3 separate regions of the Homo sapiens genome follow, and regions 2 and 3 are each linked to region 1. The links are chromatin loops, found by intact Hi-C in ENCODE. Cell type or tissue: PC-9. All regions are shown on one strand. Region 1 holds the start of LOC124903458 (a long non-coding RNA gene). Region 2 holds the start of LOC124903459 (a long non-coding RNA gene). Region 3 overlaps FMN1 (formin 1).

Evidence for each region. Hi-C counts contacts between places; a loop is a spot of excess contacts. Peaks named below come from ENCODE experiments on the same cell type or tissue, not always from the same donor. Only the 100,000 strongest peaks of a DNase experiment are listed, where the experiment ranks them.
Region 2: a loop joins it to region 1, with 6 times the contacts of the local background. A loop is called at or near these places in 3 of 110 quality-filtered maps.
Region 3: a loop joins it to region 1, with 4 times the contacts of the local background. A loop is called at or near these places in 3 of 110 quality-filtered maps.

What each region holds. Positions count from the first base shown.
Region 1 is chr15:32,657,861-32,665,860 of GRCh38, reverse strand. All of the region lies in intron 10 of ARHGAP11A-SCG5 (ARHGAP11A-SCG5 readthrough), which reads right to left. All of the region lies in intron 2 of SCG5 (secretogranin V), which reads right to left. It overlaps SCG5-AS1 (SCG5 antisense RNA 1), which reads left to right. Exons shown (of 4, transcript NR_135505.1): 4 at 1-159. It overlaps LOC124903458 (a long non-coding RNA gene), which reads right to left and starts at 2,270. Exons shown (of 2, transcript XR_007064573.1): 1 at 296-2,270. In PC-9, a CTCF peak has its summit at 3,083 (motif pointing left); a DNase peak (open chromatin) is centred at 6,100; H3K27ac peaks cover 359 bases.
Region 2 is chr15:33,063,905-33,071,904 of GRCh38, reverse strand. FMN1 (formin 1) reads left to right here. Exons shown (of 21, transcript NM_001277313.2): 6 at 6,831-6,948. It overlaps LOC124903459 (a long non-coding RNA gene), which reads right to left and starts at 5,007. Exons shown (of 2, transcript XR_007064574.1): 1 at 2,187-5,007; 2 at 1-1,015. RefSeq lists an enhancer at 4,015-4,838. In PC-9, no CTCF peak of the experiment used is centred here; DNase peaks (open chromatin) are centred at 3,104, 3,544 and 6,814; H3K4me3 peaks cover 4,843 bases; H3K27ac peaks cover 4,309 bases.
Region 3 is chr15:32,770,358-32,778,357 of GRCh38, reverse strand. FMN1 (formin 1) reads left to right here. Exons shown (of 21, transcript NM_001277313.2): 20 at 1,439-1,523; 21 at 4,004-8,000. The coding sequence ends at 4,048. Among named protein-coding and RNA genes, the nearest start is that of GREM1-AS1, 55 kb to the right of the region's middle. RefSeq lists an enhancer at 3,591-4,790. In PC-9, no CTCF peak of the experiment used is centred here; a DNase peak (open chromatin) is centred at 4,157; H3K27ac peaks cover 1,626 bases.

The DNA of each region.
Region 1 (8,000 bases):
ATCCATGATTCAAAACAGGGAGGGACACATGAGTGGCAGGTGACATCAGAAGCCACCAGCCATTCCTCAAATTGCCAGCTCTGGAGCCCTCCATCCTGCACTAGAAGGAGATACTGCAAACCCTGCCAAGGTGTTCATGCTTCTCGTGCTTTAACATTTCAAAAAGCTCAATTCCCAAAGACAGTGAAACTGCCACGAAAAACAAAATGAACTCTGGATGACAAGGAGGCCCAGTCATTTCTCCTATCAATGGAAAGGGCAATTTTGATCAGAGACAAATAGTACTTGATTTTACCTATAGGGACTTATGACTTATTCACAGCTCTGACTCCTCTTCTCCACAGGAATTCAATAATGTAAACCTAATAATAAAAAATGACATAAAATGAATGTAATGAGAACACCCTAAAACTAGTTTCCCTCCTGGCCTATCTCCATGTTGCATCTTTCAGAAAGTGTCAGAAACGAGACTTAAACAAACAAATAAAAAAAAAAACCCCAAACCAGAACCTAATGCTGATGTGATCGTTTAAATAAACTAAACACAACTGGATAAGGAAGCTGTTTTACAAAAATAAAAATAGAAAAAAATTTCTTGACAAGAGGCATGGATTATTCAGGATCCCTGTGTTATTCTAATTGTTTCAGTGCTATTAGGTGCATTTTAGGGGAATGTGGCCCTGATGGATAAATGCACCTTTAATTCATTTCTAAGGCAGTGATGTGAGATATAAGACTTTTTTGGGTAGGCACAACCCCAAAAATGTCATGTAAATCTTGAAAAGTTTTTCATCCAAAAACCCCAAAGGGTTTACTCATCTCAACATCTGCATTTGATAGGCAGAGGGAGAAGAATGACTACAAGAGGAAGATTATCTGAGATTAAAACTGGAGACCTCCTAGAGGCTGGGCTCCCATAGGCACCCTGGCCCAGACCACAGCAGGGAGGGAATTCCTCCATTCTGCCTTTGTGCCTCATCTCCTGAGTTAGAGATGGTAGCTTAGTTTCCTTTCTTGGTTCCCTTCTGTATTCCTTACAGATAAAGAGATGTTCAATACACATGTGTTGGCAGAATGGCCTCCATTTTATAAGAGTGGAGGTGACTTAGCAGGACACATGCTATTTATACAAACAGAAGAACCTAGCAGCACAAACATGAGTAGGGATCTCTTTATTACTGCTCCTGGAGGTGGATTTATAGTGAAGTGAATGAGGGCCCCTCATGGGCGCAGACTGCTTCCAAGGCCTGGAACCTAACTTTTCATTTGCAATTGTGTGTTATTTTTCTTGAAAAAAGTTTTCAAATTGCATGAGTTTCAGGCCTCACAAAACTTGAATCTGCTGTGGATTGCTCTTAAAAGCGGTATACAAACGCCATCTTGGATTTTTCACCTGTCATTATTTTAACTCCTAGTCATCCAAAGCAAATATAAATCAATTAGTTTTGTAGCCATGGACAAACGAGGCCTGGGTTTCCTCATTTCTGAAAATGAAAGGTGATTGAATATGATTCCTCAGATCCCAAAAGAGAGCAATGTAGGGAAGGAGGGCACAGTGAGAAACAGAAGGAGGCAAAGGCTAGGACACCCTGGTGCTGGCTACACTACTAATAGCTGGCGTATGACCTTCAGTGAAGAACTTTACCTCTCAGGGCCTCATTTTCTCTACTATGAAATGAGGCAGGCAGACAAGACATTCTCTAAGGTCCCATCTTGTCCCATGATTCCAGTGCCCTGACTTGTGCAGTGTGTCACCTCTCATGGCCACTCTCACTGGGTGCTCACAGTAGCCCTGAGACTAGTCAGTGGAACACTCTGGTGAGCTTCAGAATTCAAATTCAGTGCTCTTCTTACTATACCACATGGGAGATATTTTCCAGCTAAACCGTAAACAAGGCTAATATCATTGGTTTGATGGCCTTCAAATATGCACTGTTGTCATGCCGAGTCAAAGATGATAGTCTGACATAAACCAGCGTTGCAGTGTAGATGTGGCGAATGACAAGGGAGTGGCTCCTTTCCCACAAGAGGCACTGGACTTGAAGCTGCAGCTGGTACAGCCCATCTGCAGGGAAATGCCATTTTCTTCTCATGCCTCTGTTCAAAACTTGAGTCCCACTGCTTACAGCTAGACAATCATTAGAATCACTGGTGGCACTGAAAAAAATCCCAAGCAGCTCAGACTCCCTGGAACTACCATATTTGAATTCCTGGAGAGATTAGGGGCCAGGAATCTTTCATTTTAAGCTTCCCAGGTAATTCTGATGATCCACCAGGTAGGAAAAGTATTGTTCTACGTAGTTTTCTCTGTCCTAGCCAGCCTGGAAATGCTGTTTCTTTTAAAACAGTAAGTCTATCTGGATACCCTGATGCCTCCTGCCACAAAGTCAAGCTGGTATAGCATTGGCTAGGACAAGCAGTGACAGCCACAAAAGACCACCTATTCTGATTCCATTTATATGAAATGTCCAGAAGAGGCAAATTCACAGACATAGAAAGTAGAGTAGTGGTTTCCAGGGTCTGGGGAAAGGAGACTGAGGGAAGGAGTAAGGAGGCAGAGATGGGGGGAATGGCTAAGGGGAATGGAGTTTCTTTTGGGGCAATAAAAAATCTAAAATTGATACTACTATGTGAATATACCAAAAACCATTACATTGTATACTTTAAATTGTTGAATTGTATAGTATGTGAATTATATCTCAATAAAGCTGCCATTCATATATTATATATGTTATATATGTATATATGTATACATATGTGTATATATAACATATTATATATTATATATATATATATATATATATATATATATATATATATATATATATTCTTTTTTTTTAACAGCCCTAATCTTCTCTTCCCCGCTCTACACACAAACACACGTGCACCAACTCATGATCATTGACAGGTTAATTACAGAGGCCCAACTAATGTCCCACATGTATGAATGGCACTCCAATCACCTCGCTTGTGACCACCTTATTAATACTCTCCCCAGCTCTCCGCTCTCCTGCACCAGAGACATCAAATCGTCCCGGGCAGATGGCACCACCTGGTGGCCATTACAGGAAATCCTGACCGCACACCTCTGCACTACCTCCTCTCTCGCCATTCTTCCCTCTTCTTCCAACTTCAGGGCTCAGTTAATTCTATAGTTGAGGTGATCTCCAATTTATACAAAAGCACTCCCCTTCATCTCTCCTCCAACTTGCCTCAAGTCTTCCTCTACTGCTGCTAAATAGCTTAAAGAACTGTAGTTTTAAGTCTACATGTGAAAATGGAAAGAAACAAATCTTAAAGTGGATAGACAAAAATTAGATCTAATAAAGAAGCAATGCATCGTATTAACAAATATTTCAGAGACTAAGAAAAGCAAAAAGCTATATAATAGGAAGAGATGTTCTGTTTCATTGGTCATCAAATAAACACAAATAAAACAATGAAATGCCATTTTTGCCTATCAAATTAAAATACTTTAAAAAGTTAATACTTATAGTTAACAAGTGAGACAAGACACCCACAAACAAGTGAGAGAGAAAGCACAGCCATATAAGTCCAACACTTACAGAAAGCAACCTGACAGTATGTAGGAAATGCAGCCTAAACAATAGGTACAGAGCTTGACCCAATTATTCTTCTTTTCATAGAAATATATACCCCAGAGAATTTATCAAGACTGTACACAAACGTTTATGCACAAATATGTTCATTGAAGCTGTGTTTATGATGGGATAAACTGGAAAAACTCTAAATGGCCATTTGCAAAAATGCTTGAGTAAATTGAGGCATAAACATATAATAGGATATAATGCAGCTACTAAAAATAATTACACTGATTTTAATATAGGGATAGGTTCTTGATATAATATTAAGTATAAAAAGAGATAAAAGATTTACTGTATGATTTTAAAAACTACCTATGTGTGCACAGAAAACAGACTGGAAGAAAACATAGCCAAATGCTGAAAGTGGGTATCTCTAGGTGGTACGATTCTAAACAATCTTTATTTTATTTTCGAAATGATCCACGACAGCTTTTATTATCTTCATAAGAAAAAATACTGAAACATAAGTTATCCATATAGCATCCTTAAAGTTACCCCCAAATTTCCCTCCGAGTGTGTGATGGCAGAAAAAACAAAGCCTCTAGAGCCATGGGTCTCCACAGCGGGTCTGATTTTGACCCTCAGAGGACATTTGACAATGTCTGGAGATGTTTTCTTTCTTCTCTTTTTTTTTGTTGAGACAGAGTTTCGCTCGTTGCCCAGGCTGGAGTGTAATGGTGCAATCTCGGCTCACCGCAACCTCTGCCTCCCGGGTTCAAGTGATTCTCCTGCCTCAGCCTCCCTAGTAGCTGGGATTACAGGCATGCACCACCACAACCGGCTTATTTTGTATTTTTAGTAGAGACAGGGTTTCTCCCTGTTGGTCAGGCTGGTCTCTGAACTCCCAACCTCAGGTGATCCGCCCGCCTCGGCCTCCCAAAGTGCTGGGATTACAGGCATGAGCCACCGCACCTGGCCTGGAGACATTTTCTGTTGTCACAAATGGGGGAAATGCCACTGGCATCTAGTGGGTAGAGGCCAGGGATGCAGCCTCCACCACAGAGAATTATCTGACCCACATCTAAATGGTACCGAGGGTGTAAACCCTGCTCTGACTTGAATCCAGGTTCTATGCCCCTTCTGTTCCATCTTGGCATGTTGCTCACCTGCTCTAAACCTCAACTTTCCCTTGTAAAATAGAATCATCTGCATATGATTTCTGAGGGCAAAATACAATACATAAAGTGTTTGGCACATAGTAGATACAAAATAAATATTTGCTTCCTTCTCCTCCAACACTATTACTCAATTTTGTATTTCCTTTTGTGAGTTATAGCAAACTTTTGCAGTTATAGAAAGAATATATTCTACCCTTTAAATTATATCTCAATTATCCATTCCAAATATAATAGTGGAGTCAGTCAGGTAAGCTTTGCTGTGCTCTTCCCAGATACTAGAGCTTTAATATCAGATTGATACCATGAAAAAATTAAATTACTGGCTGTACAATATTGATTACCAAAAACTCATGAAGGCAAATGTCTTAAGTACTAGGGGTAATCGAGGTGAAAAGCTGATCTCCTTTTGGGGTCTGCCCTGCAGTCAGAAGGGCTGACTCTGGAGAGCACCTGAGAGGGGTGCAGGGCACCAAAGGACAGGAGCAGGGGTATCATGCGTGCATCTCTCATTACTCACCAAAGCTACATGTGAATGACCTAGGCTCATGTAGTCATCTGGGTTAGTTGGATCCTTTTCCTTGGCTGAATGAGCTCTATTAATAGATCTAAGGTAGGCTCACTCTTACTGCTTCTCCATCAGAATAGTGCTGGATACCTGATACCTTTGGGTAGACTGGAGAGAGGCTGATGGTCATTCACACAGTCTCCTTGATGTCCAAACCGAATGAGGGAGGTGATCTGACCTGCCTGGAGCATGGACACATTGAGGCAGTGTCAGAAGATGGCCTGGGTGGGTAGGCAGGCTGCAGGAGGAAGCTCTGTAGGTACTGATAACTCTCTCGTCAGAGTCACGGATCTGGCAAGCTGAGAGCAAGCTGACCACTCCCTGCCTGCAGGTACATCTCGCCTGTCCACAGCCCAGACCCCTAGGCACCAAAACTCTGACTGTAAAAAAAGCCAGAGGTCCTTACCAGGCTCCAGTGTGCTCTATACAGACCTAGTTAAATGATAGACGACTGCCAAAAATTCTATTCACTGACCACACAGGGAAAAAATAATCCTTCCAATATTAGTATTATGTATCATTTACTGTCAGAATAACTGCTCTTTCCTCTCCTTCCTTTGCAAACATTTTCAGACCATAGCACCTGCATTGTTGCCATGTTTTTGCACACTTCAGTGACCAAGGGCTATTCAGAGTCTGGACAAACTCAGCAAATAATTCCTCCCATCATCTGCTGAGGATTTTTTTTTTTTTAAAGGAAAGCAAGCAAGATACAGAGAAGGGACCTGCTGGTTCAATTCAGGAGCCAGGCGTCTTAGGTAGCTCACAGCAAAGGGATTCTTCCCAGCAGGCCCATCCATTCCTGCTGCTCCAGAGGAAAACGTTAGTCACTCACATCTTGTCCAAACCGTGCAGGGCTTGTTGACACAGGCCTGCTGAGCTGTCATACCAGAAAGATGGCATCAGGAAGGTCCCCTGGGCTTCTGCAGGGCAGGCTAGCCTCCTGGCCTGGCTGTTTCCTCAGCCATAACCTCTGTCTCATGCAAAGAAAAACTTGAACAGGCCACTGGGGGAACTGACCAGTAGTGCCAGGAGCCTGCCACAGATCCCTTCTGGCAAGGCCTATTGCTATGGTTATTTTAGGCCCTGGATAAGTATCACTCTGTCTTGGTCAGACCAAAAGCCAGCAGGAAAGTTTTCCTCCTGCCACTCACTGCACTGCCACCCACTGGGCACCTGGGATCGTCTAACTTGCCATGAGAAGTCCGTGTCTGACACTCTGGGAGCTTATAATCAAATATGTCCAAGTGAACAATCACCTGGAAAAGATGGAGCTCCCAGAGGAAAGATCCATTTCACAGATGATCCGGCACATGCTGTGCAGTGCGAGTGCAGGGGCACATTTCTCCTATTATCTCTCTGACAGTTTTTTTGGTTTTTTTTGTTTGTTTTTTTTTGAGACAGAGTCTCGCTCTGTCGCCCAGGCTGGAGTGCAGTGGCGCCATCTCGGCTCACTGCCAGCTCCGCCTCCCAGGTTCTCGCCATTCTCCTGCCTCAGCCTCCCGAGTAGCTGGGACTACAGGTGCCCGCCACCATGCCCAGCTAATTTTTTGTATTTTTAGTAGAGACAGGGTTTCACCGTGTTAGCCAGGATGGTCTCAATCTCCTGACCTCGGGATCCACCCGCCTCGGCCTCCCAAAGTGCTGGGATTACGGGCATAAGCCACCACGCCCGGCCCTCTCTGACAGTTGTTAAGTGCTGAGTGACTGAAGAAATACCTACCTTCATCTCCAGAGATCCCCGTGGTGTTGGTGCCATCTGTGCATGTATTTGACCAATACAAAGGGAAATATCCAACCCACCGTCCCATCCAATGCCACTGCTACTACCCCTGCCACCATCGAGGGTATCGCTAGATTTGGGGCAGCCTATTTATCTGCAAGGACAGAGAAGTGTTACAGAACATTCTGTGGGCAAGGTGCAGAAGGGAGGCTGGAGCTTCTCAGGTGAGCTTAGGGCCCTGAGTAATATAGACCATGTGCCACTGTGCCCAGATGCTCTTTAAGCAGAAAAACTTGGCGACAGCCTTAAATGCATCCAGCCTTCCCTGCCACCCTCCCTTCCCCATAACCACCCTCCACTCAACACATACTGGTTAAAAAGTATGTTTCTTTTCACTTCTTACTGCCTGAAGCTGAATCTTTATCATCTACATCCTACCCGTCCTCAAGGAAGTCTAGCTCAAGTTTGATCTGTGATGTCTTCTCTAGGGGCCAATGCCTTATTCCCCTCCTGAACTCCAGTAGTGACTGCCTGATCCACATATAGGGTTCTCAGCTTCTATCTAGTAGGTTGCAGCTATGCATTTTAAGTTTGATGTCCCTTTCATCCACCTAGACTTCAAATTCCTTAAACAAGGGCTGTGAGTCATGATAAGAGATGATGGACAGGCCCAGCTACTCCTCTTTGCCATTCCCTGGATATCAGTTTGTATCACATCCTTTTAGCCAGCCCACCTCACTGGGGTGCGGCACTGCATGAAAACACTTCGTTACTCCTAATCTTTGTTGTGTTTGGTTATTCTTACACCTCTGGATGCCTCTAGACTCAAGTACCAATGGAACATGCTGTAAGGGAGTGGGAAGTAAGGGGAAAAGCAGTCTAATTCTGTTCCATTCCTGATTTTCTGTAAACACGCTCAATTCCTCTGGTCAGAGTTTAACCTTCACTGGAAAGGTTAAAAGAAGATAGTGCCTGATGGAGATCCTACA
Region 2 (8,000 bases), 410 kb before region 1:
CCAAGAGAAGTGATTACTATCCTCCCTGAAAATGTTAAAGCTTTAAAGAGATTCATTTTTCAAGACCAATTTAGATTGAATTTGTAGGTTGCTTATTTGAATATTACAATCTGAAACACTCTCATTCCCTGAGTGACCAGCAGTGGTAACATTTTTTATGGTCATGAGAACCAGTGGCTTGAAAGAGTCCGTGTTAAAAGATCTCTTTGAATCTTACTCGTGCTCCTGTTACTCGTGTTCATATTTAAATGGTCACTGCTGGCTTTCATTCAAAATTGTTTCAGGTCTAGCTATTACTATTAGACTGAACCTGGGGGATAAAGTCCTTGGTTACAGTCTGTAAACAAGAGTCTCCTCTTTCTAAATAGAGATCTCCAACTAAACTACACATTTCATGGAGGTGGAAGGCAGGGCTATCTTCATTCTTATGTCCTCACAGCCTCATTCATTGTTGGTGCTCATTTATGACATTGGATGAAGAAGTCTTCTTAATAGAAGTCATGCTTCATAAATGAAGGAGAATGGTAGGGGCAAACTGGAAAACCTTGATGTGTTTGAGCCCAGAGGATTCCGTGTCTCTTCTGTGTTAGATAGATAGGCCAGCTAGGTTTACTGGAATTTTTGCTTGATTTTTCTTTCCTCTCTCTCCATTTTTTCCTAAGAAAACTTGTAGATTTTTCCCCAAGTTATGCAAAAGAAAAGAACAGTCATCCTCAGTATAAGGTTGTTGTTTTTTGTTTGTTTGTTTGTTTTTGGTGATGTTTGTCTTCTGTGTCATTTAAGAGGATAAAGTATACTTCACATCCCAGTTAAAGACCACCAATGAACTGGGCTGAAACCTTTGCACCTCGCTGTGTGTGGTCTTCTATTCGGGAAGGAAGTGGAGCCTCTGGGCTTTCGAAGAGTGGTTGAGAGTGTGGATGCTGGAGCCTGCCTGCATGGATTCACATTATACTTCCACCATCCACTGTTTCTGTGGACTGGCAAGACTTTTAATCTTCTGTGCCTCGGTTCTCTAGCAGGAAAAAGAGAATAATAATAATAACAACTCATAATATGGTTGTTATCTGTATTAAGTGAGTTAATATGTGTGGAGCACCTAAAATTGTGCTTGGCACATGGTCAACCCTCAAATCTTAGATGATGTTATTCCCCACTTACTAGCTGTGTTAAGTTTGGCAAGTTACCTTCTCTCAGCTATGGTTGCTTACCTTTAAAAATGGGCCTAATAATACCTTACTTACCTAGAGCCAAGGGGATGAAATCAGATAATCTCCTGGGACCAAAGACTTGACCCACTTCCCATGAAATTGTGTTGGCATCTATGAGTATTGAGGGGATACTGAAACCTTATAATTCTGCTCCATGCCATGGTGCAGAAGGGCCAGTAGCCCCTTCCAGCATCTGTTCCATTTTGCCCAAATCTATAGAGGGGCCTGGAAGCTTATTCCAGAAATCAATAATTAGTTATGTCTGAGAAATTGAGTCTTTTCAGTTCATAAAAAAAAAAAAAAAAAAGACCAAATACGTGCCCTCTCCCACTGCCCCCTGCCATATTAGAATTGGATGATCTGCATTGCTCGTAAGAAGACTGATCTTAGGCCGGGCGCGGTGGCTCATGCCTGTAATCCTAGCACTTTGGGAGGCCGAGGCGGGCGGATCACCTGAGGCCACGAGTTCGAGACCAGCCTGACCAACATGGAGAAACCTTGTCTCTACTAAAAATACAAAATTAGCCGGGTGTGCTAGCGCATTCCTGTAATTCCAGCTACTCAGGAGGCCGAGGCAGAAGAATCACTTGAACCCGGGAGGCGGGGGTTGTGGTGAGCGGAGATTGCACCATTCCACTCCAGCCTGGGCAAGAAGAGCGAAACTCGGTCTCAAAAAAAAAAAAAAAAAAAAAAAAAAAAAGAGAAAGACTGATCTTATGATCTGTTGTGATCATTTCTTCTTTCTACAATCTTGAAGAAGCAGATGTCTGATTTTAATCAATGGGTATTTCCTCTAGACAAGAATCTTGTTCTTAGACTTAAAAGACACCATTGAATTTTTCTGCAGTGTCCTGGTGGCTTTTTGATTAAGTGCCTCAGTTAATAATTCCCAAAAATACTATGATCAGGAGCAAACAGAGAAGTACCTGTTTAAAACACAAGATCAAATCAAGATTTAGAAAGTGTTTTACTTACCCTTAGTGGTTGATGGGATGCAATGATGCGTTTTTATTTGTGTGAGCGTTCCTTTTGAATACATTGCTAGAAATGTATTTTTGCAATCAGAATTTCTCAGTATTGATGCTTAGATTGTTTTTAGTACTGAAGAACATGGCTCAAGTTATCAATGTGTGACATGCAGCCACCCACTCCTGCAGATAAAGCAAGACTGTCATTTTCCTTATGGCTACCATTTCCATTTTGCAGAAGGAATTACTGTTTGTGTTTAACACTTGACCACAATCTTCTTGGACCTTTGCTCAAACAGAGATGGCAATTACTGTTCAGCCAGTTTGACTTGCCTCTCCAACCAGAACAGTGTCCTGTCCATCCCAGGCACTCACTGCATGCCTGCTTAGTGGGACTGGATTTGGAAAACACTTGAGGCCTTCAGGTAGATAGGGAGCTGTCCCAAGAGGCAGCTATGCAGCTAGGAAACAGGGCTGCAATTTTTACCCCCATCCTTTGTTGCCAGTTTCCCAGCATATAAATAGAGTGGTAGAAACTACACTGGGCTGATGTTTGGAGGTTGTTTTGTCTGTCCTGTTTTTGTTGAGGCAAATTGGGTCTGTGATAGAGATCTGACTGATAGAGACTTTTCAGATGTTTTGCCCTTTAGGAGAACGTGGATCCTTGGGGATCTTCAAATTGTTTTGTCTAATAGGGCAGGTTGTGTGTTACACTGTGTCATGCCAGGTTTCATTTAGTTGGCTGGGACACCAAAGGGGGAGAGGCGTGTCCTGCTGCTGCCAGGATTTCTAAGGCAGCCAGGAAGTCACAGCTGCTGAGCAGAAAGAAGCCTGCGGTTGGCACAGGGAGTGTAGAGGGTAATCATTCCTGCGGAGCCTGGGCTGTTTACTCTGCCACCCTGTTGCTGGTGGACACTGGGTGTGGTGGGTGTGCTTGCCTAATACCTGTTTGTAGAGCACTGAGACAGCTAGGGCAGAGCTAAAACAGCAGTCATCTGAAACCAGTCGTGTGGGTTATCCCTCACGGGCTTTAGGAGCTAAAATCTGCATTCCAGATGAAACCTGCAGGGAAGCGGAAGAAAGCACTTAAAAAAAGCTTCAAGGGCAGTAAATTAACTGCTTTGAGAGTTCTAGGCACTTTTGAGATGATCTATTGCTTTCTTTAATTTGTTTCCTTGATTGCGGCTTCGTAAGTGGCTGCTGATCTGGGTGTACTGCTAGTTTTTTGGCCTGGATGCCCCAGGCCTCTCTGATCATAATCCAGATGAAAAAGAAGGCCTGTGTCAGAAGTATTTCAGTTGTTTTCTGCTGATTTACTTCTGATTCCCTTAGGCTGCTCTGGGCAGTGGCTAAGTGCCCTCAGTATCAGCTTGCCGGCTCAGCACTTTCAGAAGCCTTCACTTGCTCACCAATGAGGAAGTTGAATGCCACCAGGAGAACCGCCGGCCTGGGGCGGAGCTCCTCGTGAAGTCCTGGGTTGGGATTACAGGGCAGGCTGACTTTCCCTATGACAAAAAGGCTTTTGTCCCCGGGAATAAATACGGAAGTTTCAGAAGAGCAGCCTCCCTGGTCCGTGTGTAGTAAGGTGCGCAGCCTCGGCTGCTTCTGGGCATAGACTCCACAGATTTTTCACAGTTGCCCTGGAACACATCATCGCACAAACCGGAAGGAGGGCACTGTGACCCGAAAGAGACCAAGTGTGTTTGCTGTGCGGCTGACAGCCTGACTCCCGGGTCCTGTTGCTCTCTGTCCTGTAAATTAAGAGCAGATGGAGTGGATAAACTGAGAGCGCAGGAGAAGGTAACACAAGTCAGAACTTCCACCAAGGGCATTACTGAGACATGGAGAACGTTGATAATTCTCTGGATGGCAGTGATGTGTCAGAACCAGCAAAACCAGAAGCCGGACTTGAAGTGGCTCAGTCGATCCTGAGTAAGTTCTCTATGAAATCCCTATTTGGGTTTACGAGTAAATTAGAATCTGTGAATCCAGAAGAGGAAGATGCTGTGCTGAAAGCATTCCATAGTTTAGACGTGAATCCCACATCTCAGCAGGATGATTCCAGCAATGGCTTGGATCCACAGGAAGCAGGGTCTCGGGTTTCACCTGACCTCGGAAATGATGAGAAAATTGCAAGCGTGGAGACAGAATCAGAGGGAAGTCAGAGAAAAGAAGCAGGGACATCTCTCCTTGCTCAAGAGCTGCTTCCACTGTCTACTTTGAAAGGGACAAAAGACGATGTCATTTGTGTTCGTGGGACCCTGGTGCACACCACCAGTGATTCTGACTCTGATGATGGTGGCCAGGAGCCAGAGGAGGGAAGCAGCACCAATGGCCCAAAGTCCCCTAGTGGTGTTTTATCTGAGCCATCTCAGGAGTCCAAAGAAAACCCAGGAGGTTTCAGGGAAAATACTGTCACTGGGGAAATGAATGGTGCAGAGCTCTGTGCAGAAGATCCTCAAAGGATTCCACCTGAGATGAGCAGCAAACTGGAAGCTGGCAACGGTGGTCTTCAGACAGAGCGTCGCCCCAGCCAGGACCAGGTGGGAGAAGAAGGGTCCCAAGACCTACCTGCAGTAACAAACCAGAATTCGAGTGTTGGTATCACTGAGAGTGCCTCTTCTAAAAAAGAAGTCTCTGGAGAGAAGTCATTCCAACTTCCAGCTTTTTTCAGTGGGCTTCGTGTGCTGAAGAAGGGGGCTACCGCTGAGGGAGGAGAGACCATCACGGAAATTAAACCAAAGGATGGGGACTTAGCTTTGCTCAAATTGACGCAGCCTGTGCAGAAGTCCTTAGTGCAGGCAGGGCTGCAGACAGTGAAGAGTGAGAAGAAAGCAACTGATCCGAAGGCCACTCCCACTCTCCTGGAGCAGCTCTCTCTGCTGCTCAACATTGACATGCCCAAAACTGAACCGAAGGGAGCAGACCCTGAGTCGCCCAGGAGAGAAGAGATGGGCTGCAATGCTGACCAAGAGAGCCAGAGCGGCCCTGGAGTACCACAAACCCAGGGTGGTGAGGTCAAGCCAAAGTCGCCAGAGACAGCCCTGGAGGCTTTTAAAGCCCTATTCATCCGGCCCCCCAGAAAGGGGACCACAGCTGACACCTCTGAGCTGGAAGCTCTCAAGCGCAAGATGAGACATGAGAAGGAGTCGCTAAGAGCTGTGTTTGAACGGTCCAATTCTAAGCCAGCGGATGGCCCCTCTGATTCCAAAAGTGTATGTAGAATTGGGTTTTGCATTTTAACATAAAATATGGTGCTGCTGTATTTCTTTCCAGGTTTCCTCCCAAAGTGAATCCTAGTTGCCTGTTAGTGATTCTTTTAGTTGAAAAAGGATTATAGTCAAATTATATTGTCCTGTAAGGAGTATGGAGTTAACCAGAAGTGCTTTTCATGCGTCCTGATTTTTATCTGGAATATTGCAAGAGGGATATACACAAAGATGTGCAGGTAGGAAAGGGTAACTGTCACCGTGAATTTAAACGTTGATGGTAAACGCACTTATAAAACTAGGTAGCATGAGGAAATGATGCAAGATGGCAGTATAGCCCAGGTTTACAGGGTTTCCTCACCCCTTAATTATACCTCCGCAGAAAGTCTATCGTTCCTTTGAAAGTCTGCCATTTGACAAAATATGTGTTTGTGGTGTGATTAGAGTGTTCCACATTGGTTGGAAGGCTTCCAGATTTAGAGCACTGGATTTAGAATGAGACCTGGGTTTTTATTCTAATTCTGCCATTTACTGGCTGGGTAACCTTGATAATCTCCAAGCCTCAATCTCCTCATGTGCAAAATGAGGAAAATAAAATGGTTATATGGTTGTTATGAGAATTAAACAAAGGCAGTGCATGGGAAGCATCTAATTAATAGATGCTGTTATTACTCAAAGAAAACTAACTCAGGTAATTTATAAAGATGAGCAAGTACCTGTCCAGTAGATCTTAAACGATCAGAAGAACAATAAATAGAATTTCTTGCTTAATATCAATTCAGTGTATGACTATCATTCCTCCTATATATTTAAAATATTCAGTTAAAATGTTAAAAATGAAAGTCTTTGGCAGAATTTCTCAGACTGCAGTTAAAAAACCAAGCACAATATAACATTCTCCTAGTTGTAAAAATCAACACATATAAAAATGACTGGAATATGAAGGCAAATCTCATTCATTCGTTTATAGGAATAAAAGGAAATTAGCAGTGTGGAATGTTTGAAAAAGGGTGTCTTGGTCTACCACTGATGTTCTTGAAATTAGTCTTTGTGTTAAATAATCCTGGAGTCCCGGGATACATTGGTAAACATTCCCATAAATGCACATCAGTGTAGTACATTTATGTCTGTACCTTCAGGTCAAAGTATATTTGTGCTTTTTCAAATAATTATATAATAAAAATAATCTTTTAAGGGTTGTGTGATATATACTTAGCCTTGAGGTTTTTTTGTTGTTGTAGTTTTAAATTTTCACCTCAACTGATCACGTTACACTTCTGGAAAAGGGTCACACTATAGTGAGATATCTGAATTATAGTGAATGAGAGCAATGTGCAACTAGCCATTAAAATTAACTTCAGAATTAGGTTTAGCATGTCATTTTTCAGGAATTAATCGGCTCTGACTACATTCCACTTACTATTTGCCTGCTCTTTCAACAGCCTGACCACAGCCTGACTGAGCAGGATGACAGGACTCCTGGCAGACTTCAAGCTGTCTGGCCACCCCCAAAGACAAAAGACACAGAAGAAAAAGTGGGACTGAAGTACACTGAAGCAGGTAATGTGAAAGGAAGCTAGGGACCCGGGAATGAATCTCTTCCTGCAATGGCTTTTAGTTCTAGCTTAGTTGACTCTCAGAATTTGGGGTTTTATTTCATTATAAAATGTAATGCTGAAGGGTTTCTTTTTGGTTTTGCTGTTAAAGTGAACCTTTGCACACTTATTGTTAACGAGCCTCTGAAAGATGAAAGATGAATGCAGTGGAATGAATGAAAGGGGGAATGTGTGTGAAGTAGGAGAACCTTGGGGGACCTGATGGAGAAGGTAGATTGCAAATCCCTCAGGAAGCCGGTGGTTGGTCCTCATACAATTTTGTGAGCTGGCAGTGTTGCTAGAAGAGGCAGAGTATGGTTCTCTAGAGCTGTAATCTGATTTGTTGTTTGTCTTCGAGTAATGCTTTTGAGATAAAGGAACCTTGTGCAGAGTGAATGTACAGATACCGTATCAGTTACTCGTTCACTTTTGTGAGACAAAGCTTTATTTAATGCATGGCCAACTTTAAAGCAACCTAACTCTCTGGAAACCTGCCTAGGAACTTTACTTGAATTTATTTAAATGAAATGGGAATCTAGATATGGTTACTATTTAAGTGGAAGTTTCACGTGAACTGTAAAATGACACCAAAGCATTAGAGGATGGGTATGTAAGATATTAAGAATTGCATGTGTGTGTATATATCCATGAAACCTCTCTGCCTTCTTCCTGATATTTGGAGATTACCTATACGTGGCTTATATTTGTTGTTTTTATTAGGTGTATGTGTGCATTGAGGTCTATCTATCTATCTGGTTATAGAAAAATAACTTCTTTCCATTCCTGTTCATTGATAGACATGAACAGATCAAAGTTGGGTGGTTCAGTAGGTTTTTCCATAATATCAAATTACTCCAGTGATTGAGAACACACTGGCAGTTGAATCTTGAGATGATTTCTAGCTTTCATTTACACAGTTTCTGCAGGGCATTGGTTACTTCATAGCATTTTCTTTCTGTGGTGTTTGACTTACAGGATGAAAACTCATATCCTTAATGAAAATATGTATAGCAATTT
Region 3 (8,000 bases), 110 kb before region 1:
CAGTGAGCTGAGATCGCATCACTGCACTCCAGCCTGAGCAACAGAGCAAGACTCTGTCTCAAAAAAATATATATATATATAAAATATATATTTCTATATTATACATATATGTATTATATAATATATAAATAAATGTATTATATAATATATAAATAAATGTATTATATAATATATAAATAAATGTATTATATAATATATAATAAATGTATTATATATTATACATAATATATAATAAATGTATTATATATTATACATAATATATAATAAATGTATTATATATTATACATAATATATAATAAATGTATTATATATTATACATAATATATAATAAATGTATTATATATTATACATAATATATAATAAATGTATTATATATTATACATAATATATAATAAATGTATTATATATTATACATAATATATAATGTATTATATATTATACATAATATATAATGTATTATATATTATACATAATATATAATGTATTATATATTATACATAATATATAATTAATGTATTATATATTATACATAATATATAAATAAATGTATTATATTATACATAATATATAAATGTATTATACATAGTATATAAATGTATTATACATAATATATAAGTAAATGTATTATATATTATACGTAATATATAAGTAAATGTGTTATATGTTATACGTAATATATAAATGTGTTATGTTATACGTAATATATAAATGTGTTATGTTATACGTAATATATAAATGTGTTATGTTATACGTAATATATAAAGTGTTATATGTTATACGTAATATATAAAGTGTTATATGTTATACGTAATATATAAATGTTATGTTATACGTAATATATAAATGTGTTATATGTTATACGTAATATATAAATATAATATATAAATATACGTAATATATAAATATAATATATAAATATATTTTTTGAATGGAAAAAAACCTACAGAATGAAAAATACATATATTTATATTTTCCCATTCCGTAGGTTATCTTTTTTCCCATTCTATAGGTTATCACATCTTAATTGATGTGAATTCGTGAATTTTAGTATTTGTAGTTTCACATTTCCTCAGAACTTCATTCTTCAAAATCATCTCATTATCTGCTAAGTGGATCACAAGCCGGATAACACTGAAGTAAATAATGCTCTGTGCACATAGTACTCCATCCATCAGAAACTACCACATTGTTCACAAAAACAGGCTTCAGCTGGTGAAGAAAATTAAATTTTGATAAAGCAGAGAAGCCTTCACACCTAATTAGGATTTGAATTTAATAACAAGCATTGAAAAAACATTTCAGTATTTTCAAATTGCTGATGGATTAATTCAAAAGCATTTGGGTTTATGTTTAACCTGCCTTAACTCTTTTCTTCTTTCCTTTTCCCTCTTCCTTTCTTTTCCCTCTCTCCCCTGTCTTTTCCCTATTTCTATTTCAGATTGAAAATGGCTCAGGAATCAGTCAGCAAGTTGACTTCAGAGAAGAAAGTGGAGACAAAGAAAATCAATCCCACTGCTAGCCTGGTGAGATATATTTTTCAACATAATCTAACGATTGTCATGAAAATTGAGGTGCGCCCAGGAAGGGCTAAAGCTCAGAGATGAAACATAGTATCCAGATTCTCAGTTCCCATCCCAGAGTAGCATATGGTTAAAAAAAAAAAAAAAAAAGTATGTGTGGGTGGAGGTACAAAACATAGCTTTATATGTTTTTCCTGTAAACTCAACATAGGTCATTTCTGATAAACCAAATTTAGTCACTTACCATTTCACATCCTTCCACACCCTACCCGCAGTACAGTCACCCTTATCTCAAAGTATCTTTTTCTCAAAATGTTTAAATATATTCATTCTCTTCAGTTCCTTTTCCCCATTAAAGAAAGAGGCAGGGATTCTCCTATTTTGATAGTTGGAAAATTTGAAGTGCAGAAAGATACAGCCTACCCAGGGTCACTTAGCAAGTGGATAACAAAAGCCAGGACCAGATTCTGGGTCTCCTGACATCTCTCCCTATGCTGGAAACCAGCAGTCTCCCCAGCCTTCCTATATGTGAGATTGCGTTGTCCTCCAAAGTCCAGTTTTCAGTAGAGATCACAATGAATCTCCACCTAGGTGTTACGGACAATAGTCAGAATAGCTACATGGTTAGGATCCCAGGATGCCGAGAATGAAATGGCCTGGGTTCAGATCACAGCTCTGCCACTTAAATAGTTGTAAAACCTTAGTGAAGTTACTTTGTTTCTTTCTCTTCCATGAAAAGAACATACTACTTTTTTTTTGGGGTTATTTTGAGAAAACTGAGAAAAGACATGTAAAATGCCTAACACATAATAAGAGCTCAATAAATATTAGTTGTTTTCCTTGTTGCTGTGAATTTCAGCTGCTTTGGTTGACCCTGCAATGGGGAATGGCAATGAGTGGGAAGTGGAAGTATCACCCTCCTCTCTCGGATTTTTCAAACTCTGTCCTCTCTGGGCCCTGATGTCCAACAACTACTTACTTTATCCTTTTAGATTATTAGTACCTTTTTGCTGGATGCTTCAAATCCTTTGAAAATATAAATGGGTTCTAAGTTACAAAGTGAGATTATTTCTGTTGATTGACCATAATGTTTCTCCCAACAACCCCATGAGCAGCTAAATGAATGTTGCATGAGGTTGATGAATGAGAAATGGAGAAGTCCGGGCTATACTTTTTGGTCGGGGAAAGCCATGGTTGAGCACATGGCCCCTACCTAACCGGACATGTCCTTTGTACCCGTTTGATGGTATATTTATGACATTCATTTGTATGACTTTCAGTGGCAGTCGGCTGAACCCTGATTTTTGTCTTCTTCCTTCATGAGCCTCTCCCTCTTCCTCAGACCTTTTATTTGGGCCTCTATCCAGACTTTTACAGCCAAGCTTGTTCCCCCAAGGCAGAGAGAATGGGGTCAGCCATATAGACAAAAGGGAAACAGTGGGTTTACGACCTCCCCTGTGAGCAAGCTCCCAGTTGTGATCCTGGGCTTGTTGGGGCTGCTTATTTTATTGTCTGTGTGGGTGGGTGGGTGGAAATCAGGGAAGAGCTTGTAAACTGATTCCTGATTCAATTTCGCAAGTTAGGGATGGGGTCCAAATTTAGGATGGGTGTCGAAAAATCATCAACTTAAGTTTATATCTAGGCCAATTTAGTAATTCACTGCAACATCATATCTCATAGCTCATAAGCAGCTAAGGATCCATTCTCAAAGGCTTCTCTCTGCATCTGCTCATTCCAAAAGAGTATACTTCTCCCTTTTCCATTTTAGCCTTCTATTTACCCTCCTCCCAGAGCAGGCACACCATCCTTACCATACTGATATGTGTGCTTCCCTAGTGTCACAGATACCATGGGGGTCCATGTTTCTGTGTAGTGTGCTCCTGTGTATTCTTACGTCTTCCCAGCAGATGTCCATGTCCTTCCCTTTAGAAGGCAGTCTCTGAGGAGGAAGCTCGGAGAATGAAGAGCATAACATCCATGGCAAATCGGGAACTTCTGCCATTCTGCAGAGACTAAATCTGGTCATCTCCCATTTTGCATGGCTTTTGTTGAGTTCTGCCAAGTTGATCATTGGAAATAGTAATTTTTTTTTTCATATCTTCTTGGGCATTCTCTAATTCCATCAATGAGCCAAAGGTAGGGACGGAAGGGGTCCTTGAGTAACACTACAAAGTTAGGGTCTTTGTCACAAAAGAAGAGAACAGAAAAGACCACCCTGGCATGGTAAAGGCCCGTGTTTTAGATGGATGTAGTTGGTAGATTGGCTGGTTATTGATTTCTTGTTTGTTTTTCTGGGGAGTAAGGGTGATAGGTAGGGAGGGGCAGATAACTAAGAGCTTAGGGAAAGCAGTAGAGGTACTCTCATTTCTAGGCCATTTGGCACAATTCCGGAAACTCAGCATTCTAGACCAAAATTTGAGAAATGTATCAAAACTTGAGAAAGATGAAAGAAAATGATACATTCATTTTTTTTTCCTTAACAGAAAGAAAGACTGCGTCAGAAGGAAGCCAGTGTGACCACTAACTAAGATGAAGACACATGGAAATGATGGCACTGGAGGTGGAGGACCTTGCACGCATACTCTTTGTGACCACAGGGTTGCAGGACGTTCTTGAAAGATGTGTCACTAAATGTTTGTTTTTGCTCATCTCTTTCTGAGGTCATCTGCAGAGAGTGCCCCATGCCTTCTTTAAGAAGTCCCTCATTAAGCCGCAGGAACAATGGAAAACTATTTAAGGGAACATTGCAGAAATATTTGATGACTGTTTCTTGTGGAAGCCCAAAGTCCACTCTAAGAGCAGAAGAAATACCAAAATGTTTCCAAAATTTTTTTAAAAGCTGAGATTTCCAGCTTTATAACCAAAGCTTGATATATGTCACATTGTCACAGAAGAGAGAAAAGATCATTGAGGACAGTTGCCTTGGGAGAGTTCAAGTCTTTGTCGTTACACACTGCTGTTTTGATTATTGGTCTTAGTTTTGATCCTGTTGCAGCAAAATCCTGCAGCATCTTTCTCTCCAATAATGTTGCAACTCACCAAAACTATTCTTGAAGAGGTCCAAGAACATGTATTATCCAGACTAAAAAAATGATTTTTTGTTGTTATGGTTTACGTGATGAAAAGGAGAAAAAACAGAATCATACCTGGGTGGAGAGAGGGAGACAAATAGCCATAAACTTCATCCTGGAGAACAAGTTACCATGCAAGGAGTTGACATCAGTTGTTAAGTGAGGCCCATTCTTGTTTTTACATCGGTCCTTTGTGGTTTTTCTGGGCCAGCAGAGATTCTGCACCCCAACTCCCAGGAGAAAATGTAATACCTGAGCAAGCACAGCCTTGGGTGTGCTTGGACAAGAGACCCAGCGGCAGAGCACCTTTTACATTTTGGACCGTTCATGAATGGGCAATGTTGTGTTGATACGCAGCCGAGTTCTACGTTATGTGCTGTGACTGTGCAGCTGGACGACCCCCATCCCCAGGAGGCAGTTTCCAGACAGGAGAGCAAATGCAACTCACAGCACCTGCTCATGACCTTGGCTGATAGGCATGTGAAGTAGGATGAAGCAGGACTCTTTAATGTCAAAAAAACTGAAGGGCAGAAAAAAGGTTCCTTACATCAAAATGAAAGTAATTACATTAATAGAAAACTTCCAAGTGGAATATTGTTCACAGGCAGCTCTTTCTGACCCTGGCTCTTGAGTCACATAAGGAAACCACCTTTGACCTCTCTGACACTTTTGTCTTTAAGCCACGTCTCTGAAATCTTGTGAGGGGTGAAGAAAGAGGACTGGAGATGAATGGACAATATGATCAAAGACTCATTTTTAGGCCTTGAAGAGGCCGAGCTTTCTCCCCCCAATTGGTGGAGGACAGTCCAGAGATGAGCAGAAATCTTAAATTCCTTCCTGATCCAGCCTCCACATGTGGCCTGCCCCTTGCCCCAGCATCTTTCCAGAACCCCTGGACTTGCCAGGTGCCTGAGCATCTTCCCAGGATATGCCTGCCAGCCAGCAGCCCCTCAGGAATGCTTCTATAATAGATCCAGTAATGAAAGCAGCACCATATCCTAATCTAATGTCAGCTTCGAGAATGAAGACTGCAGTCAGGATCAAATCAAGTCACAGAAGCCATATTCATGCAGGTGCTAACCGCCTTTTCTACTGGTGCAACTGAAAGGAATATGGTAACATGGTTGGATTTTTAAAATTCACAATGAAGGAACGAGACAAGCAAAACAGAAAAGCCGAGAAGGAACATGCATGACTAAAAAGGCTTGAAGTTGCTTGTGAGCAAGAAGCTTTTTATGCTGCTTTCTTACATAGTTTCTCTTCATTTTCACTTAACTCTGAAGACAACCAAAAGAACGGATCAATTAAAAACTGATTCCACTTATAACCATTGTATGCTCCTTCTAGTGTTATCATGCACAAGAAAAGTGCCAGTTTTACCCATGCCATATAATTCAGCTCTTTTGAGTTATGTGGGGCCAGCAGAAGTCTCAATCCTTATAGGCTTGATGGTGAGAGCAGCGGGAGGTTTGAGGTGTACTCATTGCAGTCCACTTTGGTCTGTAAGTAGGATGCTTACGAGAAATCAGTGAAGGTAAGCAGGGCTGCCACTGTGGCCACGTAACCCTTCAGGAACCAGTGCTGAAGAATAATGAGTGAGAACACTTAATTTGAGAGTTAGACAAATACAGCCCACTTTGGATTTCATCCTAGTGAACAGACTAAAACTTTGCAGTAAAATACCTATTTCTACAAAGCAAGGTTTGCCTGCCTCGGTTGGGGAAACCTAGTGGTTTTGTCACACTAGTCGATGTATGATGTTAGTGTTGTAAGACACCATGGCAGAATCTTCATTATTCTCACCTATTCTGAACCCTGCATCATGTATCTGGGATGCCCCCTCCCAAGTCCACCAATGTACCACGTTGCTGACACAGCCTTCATTTTTAACTCAAATTGATGCTCAGTAAAGGTCAATGACAATTTGTTCAAGGAAGTTCATCTAAAATAATCTGGAGGCCTTGAAAATGATCCCTCTAAAATGCTGTTGAGCTTGTGTTCAGTGTAGCAGGAGGATCTGAACTTTTCCTGGAGAGGAGGTGATCGGGATGCCATTTGGCAGCTTAAGCACATCCTGCCAGCAGGCTTTAAGTGGCTGTTCTAGGCATAGCCCTCCCTGAACTAGAAAGGAGAGTAACCAGTTTGCTATGCTGCATCTAACCAGACACACCTGACTTAGTAGTAACTCTAAGAACCCTTAACTTACAAACAACTTTGTCTCCTCTTAGACAATATTCATTAAATCTGAGGACACAGTTTGACAGTAGTTCAGATTCTTGCATGAGCAATTGACAGCATCAGAGCACACAATATCATAAGTTACATAAATTACACAAAGTACATCATAAATTACACTACAGACACGTTAGGTAAAAAGCATCAGGCCCGGGCCGGGCGTGGTGGCTCATGCCTATAATCCCAGCACTTTGGGAGGCCAAGCGGGGGCGGATCACGAGGTCAGGAGATTGAGACCATCCTGGCTAACACGGTGAAACCCCATCTCTACTAAAAATACAAAAAATTAGCCGGGCGTGGTGGTGGGCGCCTGTAGTCCCAGCTACTCGGGAGGCTGAGGCAGGAGAATGGCGTGAACCCAGGAGGTGGAGCTTGCAGCTAGCCGAGATAGCACCACTGCACTCCAGCCTGGGCGACAGTGAGACTCCGTTTCAAAAAAAAAAGCATCAGGCCCATGAAGTATCAAAAACCAGGTTAGGAGGTGTGCTGTATGGCTTTTATCTCAATAAGTGGCAGCTTACTGGGGAAAAAGAAATAAGAAAAAGTGTGGCCAAGCAGAAGTGGATGTTTATGATGACGGTGGGGGCCCAGAGGTCATAGGTGATGGTCCTACTGCCCAACAGTTGCCTTTTGAATCCTTATGTTGATGATGGTGTCTTTCTACACACTCACTGCAACTACTCAGGAATTATAAAGATTTTCTGAAATCTGAGAAGTGGAATAAGGAAACCCAGTGGAGCTATTACACTTTTAAATGTTCTAGCCAAAACAAATTGCCAGTATGGTTGAGGAATTGAATATCAGATGGCATGCAGTCTCCCCTCCCCTCCCCTATCAAGGACAGTAGAAGCTGCAAACCTCTTCTCAGCCTCCTTCAGGCACCTCCTGTTTTCATAAGCACCATGAAGAATGGTGTTTCCTAAATGAAAAGTTCAGATACTGCTGGTAAAGAAACTGGAAAAACTGAAGGAAGGAATAAAATATGTTGGTGGTATTAACACCTCCAGTAAGATAAGTCATTGGTACGGTTTTTCTAAGGGCCGCAGTGAGATGTAGCAGAAGAAATATGTTTATTTTGGGCAAAGATTTGCTTATTGGCCTGGGATTGCACATTTTCTCTATGATGTTTGCAACAGAGAAATTTTCATTTTAATGATACTCTTCCTTTCTTGAA